2 separate regions of the Homo sapiens genome follow, and region 2 is linked to region 1. A link is a contact called in ENCODE Hi-C or POLR2A ChIA-PET data. All regions are on one chromosome and are shown on one strand. Each heading gives the region's core, a stretch centred on a gene start or an enhancer-like site at or near the end of the contact. The rest is flanking DNA. Distances are from core to core; before and after follow the strand shown.

What was found. A loop is a pair of places that touch in the nucleus more often than their neighbours do. ChIA-PET counts read pairs that join two places held with the same protein, here RNA polymerase II (POLR2A). Pooled maps may share reads with other maps.
Region 2: a map of mammary epithelial cell shows a loop between it and region 1 (4-fold over the local background). The contact joins the promoter of LINC02768 here to the enhancer-like site in region 1. A Hi-C loop is called at or near these places in 2 of 168 maps with a recorded cell type or tissue (mammary epithelial cell and mesothelial cell of epicardium) and 5 of 50 pooled maps. POLR2A ChIA-PET finds 5 or more read pairs at or near these places in 4 of 52 experiments (PC-9, WTC11 and activated naive CD4-positive, alpha-beta T cell).

The regions. Positions count from the first base shown.
Region 1 is chr1:235,705,466-235,712,785 of GRCh38, reverse strand. It overlaps LYST (lysosomal trafficking regulator), which reads left to right. Exons shown (of 53, transcript NM_000081.4): 43 at 589-729; 44 at 3,478-3,695. Among named protein-coding and RNA genes, the nearest start is that of GNG4, 59 kb to the right of the region's middle. RefSeq lists an enhancer at 3,343-4,542. Within about 2 kb of position 4,110, at least 4 of the 41 ENCODE cell types and tissues checked have a DNase peak (open chromatin) inside an H3K27ac peak, as active enhancers do; they include PC-9 and mammary epithelial cell, where a contact is called at or near this core.
Region 2 is chr1:235,968,747-235,976,066 of GRCh38, reverse strand. LINC02768 (long intergenic non-protein coding RNA 2768) reads left to right here and starts at 3,556. Exons shown (of 3, transcript NR_183724.1): 1 at 3,556-4,306. NID1 (nidogen 1) reads left to right here. Exons shown (of 20, transcript NM_002508.3): 20 at 1-237. RefSeq lists an enhancer at 3,968-4,017 and a silencer at 6,832-7,032.

The sequences.
Region 1 (7,320 bases), core at 2,861-5,360:
TTTTATTTTCATTCACAGGAAATTTTACTCAATTCTTTAGCTCAGAGTTAGAACACCAAAAAACAATGCACCGTAACCTACGCACCCCCCCGAAAAAAAAGAAAGAAAGAAAAGAAAGGAGAAAAAGTAGTCTTAACAATTCAAAGTGAAGGAATCATGCTTCCTGATGGGGAAAAAACTGTTTGCCTACTTGAACTTAAATCTTCCTTCTTCATTATTCATTCATTCAATAAATAAACCATGATTGAATACCCATTATGTGCAAGGTGTGGGTGATATCCCAGGGCCCTGTTTTTGTGGAACTTTCATTCTACTTTGATAGATAGACGAAAATTAAACAAATAGATGATATAAACTAATCTAATAATATATATTACAAAAGCATAATACAGATGAAAAATGTAATATGATCTCAAGTTTATAGAAATATTTATTTTCAAGAACATGAATAACTTCTTTTAAACTATGGGCAAACAAAATTAGCATTATTTTAATCTTTTTGAAGTGGCAAAAGTAAATTAATTATGATAGGCCTCAAATAGAATTAGGTCTTTGTGTCTTAATCGTATTATTTGTATTTTTTTATAGATCAAAGTTTTGACATTCCAGACAGAACTTTTCATTCTACAAATACAACTTGGCGACTCTCATCTTTTGAATCTATGACTGATGTGAAAGAACTTATCCCAGAGTTTTTCTATCTTCCAGAGTTCCTAGTTAACCGTGAAGGTATAGCAATAAATTATTTTTAATTTATATTTCTGAGGGCTTGTGGTTATTTTGTAATTTTCCAAAAATGAAAATAGCTTTTTTAAGTCCTAAAAATTTTTGAGTCCCCAAATAAGAGAAAATGTTTTTTATTAAGTATATAATTCTATTTTCAAATAAGCTTGAGGATTTTAAGTATTTTATAGGACTAAATATGTTTGGAAAACTGTAACTTTTAACTATTAAAGTTATTTGTAAATATGTATTTTAATTTTATTATAGAAATTGCTTTATTCTTTTTTCTGAATACAAAAGTTATAATGTGCTAATTACTTTAAAAATAAGAGGTATGACTTTATTGAAAGCAAAATGTAAATTAACTGAAATCTCAATTATTTTATGAGGAATGACCAAAATAAAAATAAAATACTCTGCCCAGAATTATCTAATAACCAAAAGGAATACTGGAGTATAAAATCAAATTTTCTGTGATGCCAACTAACAGTCTTGGCTGCCAACCTTAGCTATTCTTAAATAGAAGAGCAGCTAACCCTTTAAGGGGTATCTTTGGGTCATTTTCTTATATTACTTAATTCTATAATTTTATGTGATCCTTAAGAGCATATGAAACAGCTTTAAGAAGTTGGTGTTGGGCAAATTACATTGGAATTTTGTTGTATAGTATCTGTGTCTCTGAGGTTGTTTGATTGATTATTGAATCATCAGTAGATTCATGCCACCCTGGAGCTTATTTCATAGTGTTGCTCAAGTGAGAAATGCCTCAGTCAAACATCAGCACCTGCAATTTGGGGCACCTGCCTTGAAGCTTTTCATTTAGGACTCCTGTTTAAATCTACTCCTTGTTTTCTCTGTCCATGGTCTCTTATATGTATGTTCTAGCTATCTGTGGCTGTATAACAAATAATCTCAACACTTAATGGCTTGAAACAATAATAAATTTATTATCAATCACAGATAATAAAATTATTTTTTATTGGTCAGAAATAAGAAATTGGTCAGAAGTTCAGAAACAGCTCAGCTAGATGGTTTTAGCTCAGGGTGTCTCATGCTGTTGCCTTCAGGTTTTCTGGAGCTGGAACAGGCAGGAGATGAAGCCTTAGGCAGCTGGAGCACATCACCCTCTCTTCATGCAATGTCAGTGTTTTTTCATGTGGTCTCTCTGTGTGGGCTAGTTTTGGGCTTCCCCACAGCACGGCAGCCCTGGATGTCCTACTTGGCAACTCAGGGTTCCAAAGACAAGTGTTCCAAGAGGGAGACGAACAGAGGCTGCATGGCCTTTTCCAGCCTGTTCTTAGCAGCCACGCAGCATCACTTCCACTGTATTCTTCCTATTCATTGAGGCAGTCACAAGTGTCTTCCCAGATTCAAAAGAAAGGAAGATAGACTTTGCCTTGTGATGGAGAGTAGCAAGATTCTGGAAGGGCATGCAAGACAGGAAATGCTGTTATAGCCATTTTTGGAAAACACAGTTTTTTACAGCGTATATCATATCATTTCCTATCAGTGTTCCCCTGGGACTCTCGTATGTCAGTTGTCTGCTTTGGGTCAGGAGTCAGATGTTCCCTCAGAACACCTGAAAGTTGGGAAAGATTGAGTTTGTACAAATGCCCTTATGCACCCCATCCCCAGCCCATTCCCAGATGCCTCATTCACTGTTAAATAAATAAGTTCCTGCTGCTGCCGCTCCTGAAGCCACACACATGGAGTTCTGCAGGTGCTCAGCCAGTCCATCCTAAATCAACCATGCAGCTGCTCTGTACGATGACTGCTGAGCTTTCTGAGATGCTCACATCCCCATCCCATGTGAATTTATATAAACCCTTGATTTATATTCCATATCATATCATTTCAAAATACTTCCCAAGTATTTTGGTGAAGATCCTTCTAACTGTTTTTACAAGATCAAAAAGTAGACAGACAGCAACTTAATTTTACATGGAACTTAATCAGCTTTTAAAAGGTCATTTTTAATTTTTGTTATGGTGTTCAGCAAACTAGAAAATGTAGCACAAAAAGCCATTTCTGTTTAAAGGTAACATTTCCTTTAGGATAATTTTTTTAAATAAACACTTCTGAGATTTTTGTTTATACTGATGAGACAATTAGATATTAGCTCATTTACATCACAGAAGAACCCTCTTATTTCCTGTGTTGGGATAATTTTGCTATCTACAGGAATGCTTAGTAGAAAGGAAGTCAGAACAGACCCATAGACTTATAAAATTAATAGACTATGGCAATTCATTCTAACAATGTGTATACTTTATATTAGTTGAGTTTTTAAACTATAGAATACTAATATTTACTAAATATAATCTTAAATTTATTAAAATGTTAATACCAATAGTTTAGAAATGCTTCTACAAAGCCTTAGTTTGATTCTAATCAGGTTTACAATTGAATAGATATTTAAGTACTTAATGCCCTTGAAGATGTGAATAGTCAGAATATTGGAATTAGTAGGCAATGGTTTTCTCCTTTTCTTCAATATGTTGTAAAGTGGTAGAAGGATAAAGTTGAAAGATCTCAAATTTAATTATGATAGCATTAGCTCACATAGCCCTATTAGTAGGTACATAAGTAGATGAGCAGTGGTGTTTCTTATTCAAAATGTAAATCCTCCTTGCTATTCCCTTTTTTGGTTGTAGCACACAAACAGCTATTTTTGTGAACTCTTAAGACCTGCTCTGTAGCTGAATGAAACTTGCTGTGGGGGAGTTAAATATTAATATTAATCTTCTCTTTTAGGTTTTGATTTTGGTGTGCGTCAGAATGGTGAACGGGTTAATCACGTCAACCTTCCCCCTTGGGCGCGTAATGATCCTCGTCTTTTTATCCTCATCCATCGGCAGGCTCTAGAGTCTGACTACGTGTCGCAGAACATCTGTCAGTGGATTGACTTGGTGTTTGGGTATAAGCAAAAGGGGAAGGCTTCTGTTCAAGCGATCAATGTTTTTCATCCTGCTGTAAGTGACTCTTTTAAAACAATCTGTATTTATATAAGATAGAACCTGAATATTTTAAGGTTAGTTGTTCGGCCATTCCTTTAAAACACTCAAGTTATCAAAGAGAATTGGTAGTAGCATTAAACTGTCACCTAAGATTTTTCAGGTTTTATATTTCCTCTCTTTAAAAACAAGATACTATCTTTTTCAGAGGTGCCCCAAAACAATCCCCAGGTTTGATGATTCACTAGGTGGACTTGAGGATTCAGCATATAGTCATCCTTCCAGCTCAGGTTTATTACAGTAAATGATACAAAGTAGAATCAGCATGGGGCAAAGTCTGGGAGAAAGCAGGCACAAACATCCAAGAATCTACCCCTGGTAAAGCACAAAAAGCATACTCAGCCTCCTCCAGCAACGAGTCATAATGACACATGTGAAATGTTGTCTGCCAGGGAATCTCATTAGAGGCTCAGTGTGCAAGACTTTTATTGAGATTGGCAACGTAGGCACCCTCTGCCTCGCACATACTGAAATTCCAGCCTCAGAAGGAAAGCAGGTGTTCGGTATAAACTGCATTGTTTGTACAGTTTAGGCACAGTAAGCCACTCTTATCAGTTAGGGAATGGTAGGACCTCTCCTGAAATCCAGGTTCCCAGACAACAGCCAAGAGCCAACTTTGCAAGCAGGCCTTTCCAGAGATAGCAGTCAATCTTGCTATGTTAACTCTTTTCCGCACACTATCCTACATACATGTTCTACTTTAAAATGGCACCATGTTTTCTTATTACAGAAAAAGTACTTGTACTTTGTTAGAAAAATGTATAAAATACAGACTAGCAACAGGGAGAAATTTTAAAGTCCACTTTAATATCACCATCCAGAAATAAATAGTGAAAGCACCTTTAGACTTCTATCTATACATATGTATCATTCCATTTATATAATAATAATAATAATGCTATTTGGTAACCTTATCTTCTCCCTAAATAAGATAATCTTAAATTTATTCAAGTCATTGGGTATCATTCTACATTATTTTTAATGGCTACTTACTATAGGTAGAGCATTCTTAATCCAAAAATCCAAAATTCAAAATGCTTCAAAATCAGAAACTTTTTGAGTGCCAACATGATAATCAAAAGAAATGCTCATTGGAGCATATCAGATTTCAGATTTTTGGATTAAGAATACTGAACTGCTAAGTAAATAATGCTAATATTCCAAAATCCCCCCCCAAAAAAACCCTGAAATCCAAAACAATTCTGGTTCCAAATGTTTGTATAAGGGATACTCAACCTATATTCTTAAGTATAGCTATAGAATAATTTATTTAGCAGTCTTCTATTGTTGGATATTTAGTTAGGATTTGTTTGCTATTAAAATTAATATTTCTATGGTTATTTTTATGTACATCTTTACTTCCTTAAGATAAATTCCTAGAAGTAGAATTGTTACATTTTTACTTTTTATTTATTTATTTATTTTTGAGATGGAGCCTTGCTCTGTCACCCAGGCTGGAGTGCAGTGGCGTGATCTCAGCTCACTGCAACCTCCACCTCCCAGGTTCAAGCAATTCTCCTGCCTCAGCCTCCCAAGGAGTTGGGATTACAGGCGCCCACCACCGCACCTGGCTAATTTTTGTATTTTTAGTGAGACAGGGTTTCACCATCTTGGCCAGACTGGTCTCAAACTCCTGACCTCGTGATCCACCACCTCAGCCTCCCAAAGTGCTGGGATTACAGGCGTGAGCCACCATGTCTGGCCTACATTTTCAAGTATACTTTTTGATGTTGTTGGCTAGACTAACTTTAGAAAAAAAAAATCTTACCTCTTCAGGAAACATTTATTTTGCTAGGTGCTGGGGATGCAAAAGTAAATAAGACTCAAATAGGGTGAAGGGGGTTAGGAGGAAAGCCAACTTTCCTCTCCAAGGTAGATGGGCCTGCCTGGATGTAGTAGTAGAGTCCAAATGAGGCCGCTGAAAGGAAATCCCTCAAGGAGTGGGAGGTGAAAAAGCAGATTCTGAAAAGAAAGATACTTCCTTTTAAAAGGAAATATCTGAAGGACTTCTCCACTAACTGTAATTTTCTGTGTCGACTGTAGCAAATCTACAAGCGTTTATAACAAATACAGGTAAAGTGCACACACAGAACCTACAGTAGACCACTCCATATCTGAGCTTATTTAGGCCAGTAGTCCATTCCCCAAAAGTAGCTTTAAAATAAAAAGCTCATTAGTTCATTTTGTTCCATAATTATTTTGAGTACGTCTGAAGTCATATAAAATTAAATTTCTTAAGAGATTTATAATCTAGAAAAGAGAATAAGATAGGCTTCCTAATTATTCTAATAGAAGATAAATGCTATGGAAAAGTTCATTCTAAAAAAGGAGAATAATATAGTTTCATTGGTGAATAACAACTTTACATATAATATTAATATGTAAGGGAGAAAAAATGCCTTCTTTTCCTCAGGTTCACTTGCTGGAGCCTCTGCAAAATAACAAAAACAAAGAAAAACAAAAACCCAGATTAACAAGAGAAAAGCATATAAATTTATTTAATGCAAGTTTTATGTGGCACGGGAGGCTTCACGTGGAAATAAGACCCCAAGTAGTTAAACCTGAATGTTTTTATGTCTGGTTTGATGAGGAATGGAATGTCATGAAGAAAAATGATAGGACAAAGGAGTAGGAGCTAAGTGTGATTAACCAGGGGAATAGCAGGACCTGTTTGTTCAGATTCCTCTGTGTCCCTTTGTCTTCTGAAATGAGGGTGCTTCTTTACTACAGGTATAGGGAGGGTAACTCCTAAGTGAAAATCTTATGATCTGCTTCAGGGGAAAGCCAAAAAGTCCTTCGTGCACATGCTGTTCCTCAGATTCCTTCAGTATGCCAGGGTACGAAATTTTGGGGTTGTGTGTCCTAAACTCCATCAAGTATAAAATAAATGCAAGGCTTCGGGTCTGATTTTTGAGCTTCATTTGATTCCAAAATGCAACTTTAAAAGCAATTAGGAGGCCAGGCATGGTGGCTCATGCCTGTAATCCCAGCACTTTGGGAGGCCGAGGCGTGTGGATCATTTGAGGTCAGGAGTTCAAGACCAGCCTGGCCAACATGGCAAAACCCTGTCTCTACTAAAAATACAAAAATTAGCTGGGTGGTAGTGGCTCTTGCTTGTAATCCCAGCTACTTGGGAGACTGAGGGAGGAGAATTGCTTGAACCTGGGAGGTGGAGGTTGCAGTGAGCCAAGATCATGCCACTGCACTCCAGCCTGGGTGACAGAGTGAGACCCTGTATAAAAAATAAAAATAAAAAGAGCAATTAGGAATCTTAACATTAACTTCATTATACCCTTTTTGTTTATAATCCTGAACCATCTTTTCAGTTATTCTTATATAAAATTTACATTAAAAGTATCACTGGGCCAGGCACAGTGGCTAATGCCTATAACCCAAATGCTCTGGGAGACTGAGGCAGGATGATCGCTTGAGGCCAGGAGTTTGAGACCAGCCTGAGCAACATGGTAAGAACCTGTCTCTACAAAAAATTTAAAAATTAGCTGGGCATGGTGGCACACTCCTGTAATCTTAGCTACTCAAAAGGCTGAGGCAGTAGGATCACTTGAACCCAGGAGTTCAAGTC
Region 2 (7,320 bases), core at 2,307-4,806, 260 kb before region 1:
GTTTCATATTAAACCCTCTATATCAAATGTTCATCATGATTTTGTATGATTTTTATAACTATTTTATTCATTTTATTAGATTTATTCTAAAATTTTTTAATGGTAAATTCTTAAACTGTGGAAACCACTGAAGGTGCTTATTAACTGTTCTCCCAGATTTGTACAAGTATTGGATGATTCCTTGAGTTTACAGCTGTACAAATAGTGTGGAAAATAAACTTTTTTTAAAAAAGAAAATCTTCCTCTATCTTTTCTGAATGAAGAGATTTAATGTTGGGAGGCTGATTCATGATAGACAGACAGACAGCCACTTAATAATCTGCAAAACCTGTGGAGCCCAGAAACTCTTATCCCAGTATTATGAGAGCTAGTATGTTTCTCAACCACAAAAAACCTTAGGGGTTGTAATTTACCTAAAAATGAGTGCAGTGTCTCACACCTGTAATCCCAACACTTTAGGAGGCCAAGGTGGGTGGATCACTTGAGGCCAGGAGTTTGAGACCAGTTTGGGCAATACAGGGAGACTCCATCTCTGCAAAACATCAAAAAAAAAAATTAGCTGGGCATGGTGGCACACACCTGTAGTCCCAACTACTCAGGAGGCTGAGGTGGGAGGATTGTTTGAATCCGGGAGGCCAAGGCTGCAGTGAGCTATGATCGTGCCACTGCACTCCAACCTGGGCAACAGAGTGAGACCCTATCTCAAAAACTTAAAAAAAAAATAAAAAATAAATTATATTATAGATTTCAAGCCACCCTTTTGGATATTGTTTTCATTGAGAAAATATATTCTACAAGCAGGCAATAGAAAAAGTTTTCTGATTCAGCTCTGGAGATAAGCTATGTTTTAATTCTCTTTTTACCTCCAGAAGGAAGAAAGATGCTTTCCTGGCACTGGCTATGGAGTGAGACCCCTGGTCTGTTCTAAGCTGCCACCAACAGGCAGTGCCACTCATGCTGGCCCCTGGGTGGGATGAGAATGGCCTCTGAGTTGAACAGAGTGAAGGGGGCTCAGAAGTTGCAGGAATGAGGTGTCCAGAGCTCAGTTGTTGCAGAGAAGGGAATTGGCACCATCAGTGGAGCCAGTATACAGCCTGCCAGTGTGAATTTCTTGAAAGAGACAACTTACATATGTTAGGGCTAAAACTTCCAGTGTTTTATGCTGGCCATAAAATCTGGTTACTCAAAGACGATATCAAGCTCCATGGTGGAGATAAGAAGCTCCTGGAATCTATCCCTCCATTAAAACAATTGAACTGGCAAGAGCTGTCTGATGCAACTATTTTGGAATTCAGGATCTTAGGGAACACTTGCAGCACCCAGGAGAAAGCTTGATGAGGAGGCTGGCAAGTTTTGGTCAATTTCAGCTCTTTACTTAGTGGTGACTACCACCCACCTTGATCAGCCCCAGGGCAGTCAGTTGTGGGGACAGCAGCTCAGGTACTTAGTGTGGCTTGCTGGAGCCAGGTTGGACAATAAAGACCCAGTTTTCCAAAAACCAAGGTTGTGGGTTCTGATTACTGATTGCTGCTTTTGATCCTTGAGGGGCTAGCATATAGGGAAAAATTTTCATGATACTGGGTTTGTCAAACATTTCTTGGACATATCAAAAGCACCAGCAACGAAAGAAAAAAACAGGTAAGCTGGACTTCATCAAAATTAACATTTTTGCATCAAAGGATACTATCAAGAGAGTAAAAAGACAACCCATGGAATGGGAGAAAATATTTGCAAACTCTATATGTGATAAGGAATTAATATTCAGAATATAACTACATTTCAACAACAAAAGCAAACAATTTAAAAATGAGTAAAGGATTTGAATAAACATTTATATGAAGAAGATATACAAATGGCCAATAAGCATATGAAAAGATGCTCAATATCATTAGTCATTAGGTAAATGCAAATAAAAACCACAATTTGACACCAGTTTACAGTATTAAGATGGCTTTTATCAAAACAAAACAAAACAAAACAAGTACTGGAGAGCATCTGGAAACGTTGTCCGTTGCTGATGGGAATGAAAACAGACAGCTTGGTGGTTCCTCAAAAAGTTGAATATAGAATTACTATATGATCCAGCAGTTCCACTCCTAGGACTATACCCAAAATAATAGAAAACAAGGGCTGGAACAGATGCTTCTGTGTTACTGTCCATTGCAATATCATTCACTGTAGCCAAAAGATGGAAACAACCCAAGTGTCCATCAACAGATGAATGGATAAACAAAATACGTTATGTACATAAAATGGAATATCACTGAGCCTAACAAATGAAATCCTGATACATGCTACAACACAGATGAACCGTCAGGACATTATGCTGTGGGAAATAAGCCAGACACAAACTATCAAGCAATATATGCGCTTCCATTTATATGAGGTATCTAGAATGTACCAATTCATGGAGACTGAAAGTAGATCAAAGGTTACCGGGGGCTGTGGGGAGGTGGAATGGAGAGTTATTGCTCGATGGCTACAGAATTCTTACCTGGGAAAATGAAAAGTATTGGAAATAGTGGTGATGGTTGCACAATATTGCGAATGTAATAAATGTCAGTGACTTGTACACTTAAGAATTATTAATGGCTGGGCACGGTGGCTCACGCCTGTAATCCCAGCACTTTGGGAGGCCAAGACGGGCGGATCACAAGGTCAGGAGATCAAGACCATCCTCGCCAACATGGTGAAACCCCGTCTCTACTAAAATGTAAAAAATTAGCCGGGTGCGGTGGTGCGCACCTGTAGTCCCAGCTACTCAGGAGGCTGAGGTAGAGGAATCGCTTGAACCCGGGAGGCGGAGGTTGCAGTGAGCTGAGATCGTGCCATTGCACTCCAGCCTGGCAACAGAGCAAGATTCTGTCTCAAAAAAAAAAATTATTAACATGGCAAATTTCATGATATATACATATTTTACAATTTTTAAAATTAATAATGTAATATACCCAAAACCATTGCAGGTACACTTTGGGTGAATTACATAGCATGTGAATTATATCTCAATAAAGCTGTTTTGGGTGGGCACAGTGGCTCACATCTGTAATCTCAGCACTTTAGGAGGCTGAGGCAGGAGGACAACTTGAGGCCAGTAATTTGAGACCAGCCTGGGCAATATAGTGAGACCCCCATCTCTACAAAATCTTTTAAAAATTAGCCGGGTGTAGTGGCAAGTGCCTGTAGTCCTAGCTACTCAGGAGGCTGAGGCAGGAGGATTGCTTGAGCCCGGGAGTTTGAGGTTACAGTGAGCTATGATCATGCCGCTGCACTCCAGCCTGGGCCACAGAGCAAGACCCTGTCAAATAAATAAATAAGCTGTTTTTTAAAAATCACTGTAATTAAAAACAAAAACTCCTGGATACCTAAGGTTGGCAAAATGCTGATCGTTGTTGTGGCTGGCCGAATTCTAAAGATTTCAAGATTCTAATTTTGTACTGCTCTGAAGGGACTTTGCAGATGGAATTTAGATGACTAAGTAGCTGACGTTAAAACAGGCAAATTATCCTGGGTTATCCAGGCAGGCCCTTAAAAACAGAGGAGGGAGGCAGAAGAGTCAGAGAGATAAGGCAGAAACAGAAAGCGGGAGAGGAGAGGGTGAAGGGGGAGAGGGACTATTTACACTTCCCTTTAGGTTACAGGCACAGAGAAACCTTTAGGCTGAACTTAAAATATGTGAGTAGCTTTAAGCTAAACTTGATTTAACAGGGAAAAACAGGACTTTGCAAAAATTCTTTTAGGGAGTGTACTATCGAGCACATTTGAAGACCACAGGTCTCGAAAGCGGGGAAGACGGGACCCAGAGTCCCCCGCAGCAGCGTCACGGCCCAGCTCTGGTTCTCAAGTTGGGCTGCTGTTTTTCCCCTTTTTCTCATCCGCCAGGATGCCAGGCGCTGCTGAAAGCTGCAGCCGAAAGGATTTAGAATTCCTTACAACGGAGAAAGGGTCTTTGCTCAGACAACATGGACTTAAGAGACGGAAGGGCCAAAAAGGCTTGAAAACAGGCTCGAAGAGCGGCTTCCTGGTAGCTAGAAGCTTAAGTGGGGACAGATGAGCTTAACTGGCAAGCCTGCGTGTGTGCTCTCCAGCCCCCGTGATTCAGTTTAAATCTGGGCGGGTCTCCTCAAAGACAGTTCCAGAAGGGGCCACGTGAGGGCAGTAAGAGCCTCTCAATGCCTGTTTTTGGGGGAAGAGAGAAGTGAGGGCGGAGCGCGGGGAGCGTCCCAGGCCTGGCTACCCGGATAACTTCCCCAAAAGAAGCTATGCTCGGGCCTTCCCATCGTCCCACTCAAGAGCTTTCTTCATATTGGTGAGTTGCCCAACTGCTAGCAAAAGAACTTCCCAATTATGGTCAAGCCTCTTCATCTAAATTCAGATTTCCACCAAATAGCCCAGCCCTTTTCCTCCCCAAGTCATCTCCTTACTCAAACATTTGCAGACATTCGTCACACGAGATCCCCAGCCGTGGGCTCAGCATCTTACACCGAGGTACGAAAACACAGAAGTATTCCTGAGTGTATTCTGTGTATGCAAAAGTGCATACGTCTCCTTATGGACCAGGTTCTGAGTGAATCTAAGTGGAAAACACGGAATAGCAGGCTAATTCCAGAAAATGCAGGGCTTTTGCAAATAAGTGGGCGTCTAGTCACTAAGCAGGTAGTAATAACAGGTGATGCTAAATGATTGCTTCGAACCACTTTGTTAAGGGGATCAGAGAAGGGAGAAGGCTCAGGAGAGAGAGTGCAGCAAGAAGCTTTTATTAGCTGGATGGAAATGGGAAAACTAACTCAGGATAACCTTATGTAGTAGAATTTATTGTGCCCATTGAGTAAGTCAGGAAACTGAGGGTTAAGGAGGTGAAGTAACTTGGCAAAGGTCACGCCGTCAGAGCAGAGTCCAGTTCCAGATTTGGTTTACTCTAAATACCCTTCCTCACCCCCCTTTTTAAGAAATACCTTAAATGAAAATTTATTTTTACTTTATCTTACATTATTATTTATTTGTATTCAGCACATTTTCATTTAGAAAGTTGGAAAATAAAGGCACAAGAAAAACAAATAACAGTAATTTCATTACTCAATAATGGCCTCATCACTACAATCTTGTCCAGAAATGTTGTAAACACACACACACAATACTTTTACATATATTTTTGTAAGATATATATATAACAAAAAATGTGATCCTGTGATACTTTTCCGTATTTTTGTTTTCCATTTAAATAAATGTGCATATGAACATTACTTTGATCAACTACATAATAGTATCATACTCTATTATATGGACAATAAACTCTCACCAGTTCATTTATTGATGAACTTTTAGGGTGTTTCTATGTGTTTTTTGATGTGATAAATAACAATAAACCAATAAACACCCACATACTAATATCAGTGTCCTTTTTTTTTTTTTTTTTTTTTTTTTGAGAGTCACGCTCTGTTGCCCAGGCTGGAGTGCAGTGGTGCAATCTCAGCTCACTGCAACCTCCGCCTCCCGGGTTCAACAATTCTCCTGCCTCAGCCTCCCGAGCAGCTGCGACCACAGGCATGTGCCACCATGCCCAGCTAATTTTTTATATTTGTAGTAGGGATGTGGTTTCACCATGTTATCCAGGATGGTCTCAATCTCCTGACCTCATGATTCACCCGCCTCGGCCTCCCAAAGTGCTGGGATTACAGGCATGAGCCACCACGCCCGACCCTCAGTGTCCTTATTAATATCTTTAGGATAAATTTCAACTCAGGATTATTTAAAAATTTAAGACTTTCAATAGATACTCCCCAACTGCCTTACAGAAAGTTTGTACCACTTTATACTTCCACCAGCGGGAGTGTTGGAGAGGGCCCGTTTACCTATGTTTTTGCCTTTGCATAGTTTATTTTTTCATTTTTGCCAATTACATAGGTGGTGTTTGTTTATTAAAATTTACATTATTGGCTGGTTGCAGTGACTCACGCCTGTAATCCCAGCACTTTGGGAGGCCAACATGGGAGGACTGCTTGAAGCTAGGAGTTTGAGGCCCATCCTGGGCAACATACTGAGGCTCAGTCTCTAAAAAGAAAAAAAATTACACTCTTTAAGTTGCGGTAAACTTTTGAAATGCACACTAGCCACTTAAAGTTCTTTTGTCAATTGTCCTTCTAGTCCTCAGTTCTTTTTTCTAATTGGGAGAATCTCACTGATTTATAAGTGTCCTTTACATTTTAAAGCTAATTAACCTTTTGTTGTCTATTTTGCAAATAATATTCCCCAAGGGTTTGTTGTTGTTGTTGTTGTTTGTTTGTTTGTTTGTTTTTTTGAGACAGGGTTTTGCTCTGTTGCCCAGGCTGGAGTGCAATGGCGTGATCTTGGCTCACTGCAATCTTGGCTCACTGCAACCTCTGTCTCCTGGGTTCAAGCTATTCTCCTGCCTCAGCCTCTCCAGCAGCTGGGATTACAGGCATGTGCCACCACACCTGGCTAAGTTTTGTATTTTTAGTAGAGATGGGGTTTCACCATGTTGGCCAGGCTGGTCTTGAACTCCTGACCTCATGATCTGCCAGCCTCAACCTCTCAAAAAGTGCTGGTTACAGGCGTGAGCCACTGCGCCCAGCTTTTTTGTTGGTTTTTTGTTCTGGGGGATTTGGGGACATACGGAAGGTTTTAATCTACATGTAGTCAATTCCTGCTCAGTACGAATTAGAACAAAAGTACCAGCCAAGAAGTCATGAGGCGGAAAATGTCCAGGCTGCACCCTGTGGCATATGGTATTTTCCAAAATGGCCTGAACACAATCTCCCACCCCACATATTCTTACAATGGTGTGTCGATGTGATATTGACATTCCTCTCACCAAGAACTAGGGCCTATGTCCCTCTCCTTGAATCTGGATGGGCCTATGACTATAGCAGAGGGGATGACATGTGGGTTCTGAGGCTGGGTCATACAAGGTGAAACAGCTTCCGTCCAGTCTTCTTGGGATTCTCTCTCTCCGGTTCTGTGATAGGAGGAAGCTCAGGCCACATGAAGAGGCCATGTGCCTGGGGTGGCAGCTCCAACTGTAGCCTCAGCCTACAGCAGACATCAATCACTAGACATGCAAACAAAGAGACCGCCCCCGTGACTCCAGCCCAAGCCACTGTCTGACCGCAGTCTCACAAGAATGGTCCAGGAGACCCCAGTCAATTTCAGACCATGAGAGAGAAAACAGGCTGAGCAGCCCTAATCCAAAATTTATAAAATCTGAAATACTCCAAAGTTCAAAACTCTTCGAGTGCCGATATGATGCTCAAAGGTCATGCTCAAAGGAAATGAATATTGGCACATTTTGGATTTCTCATTTTT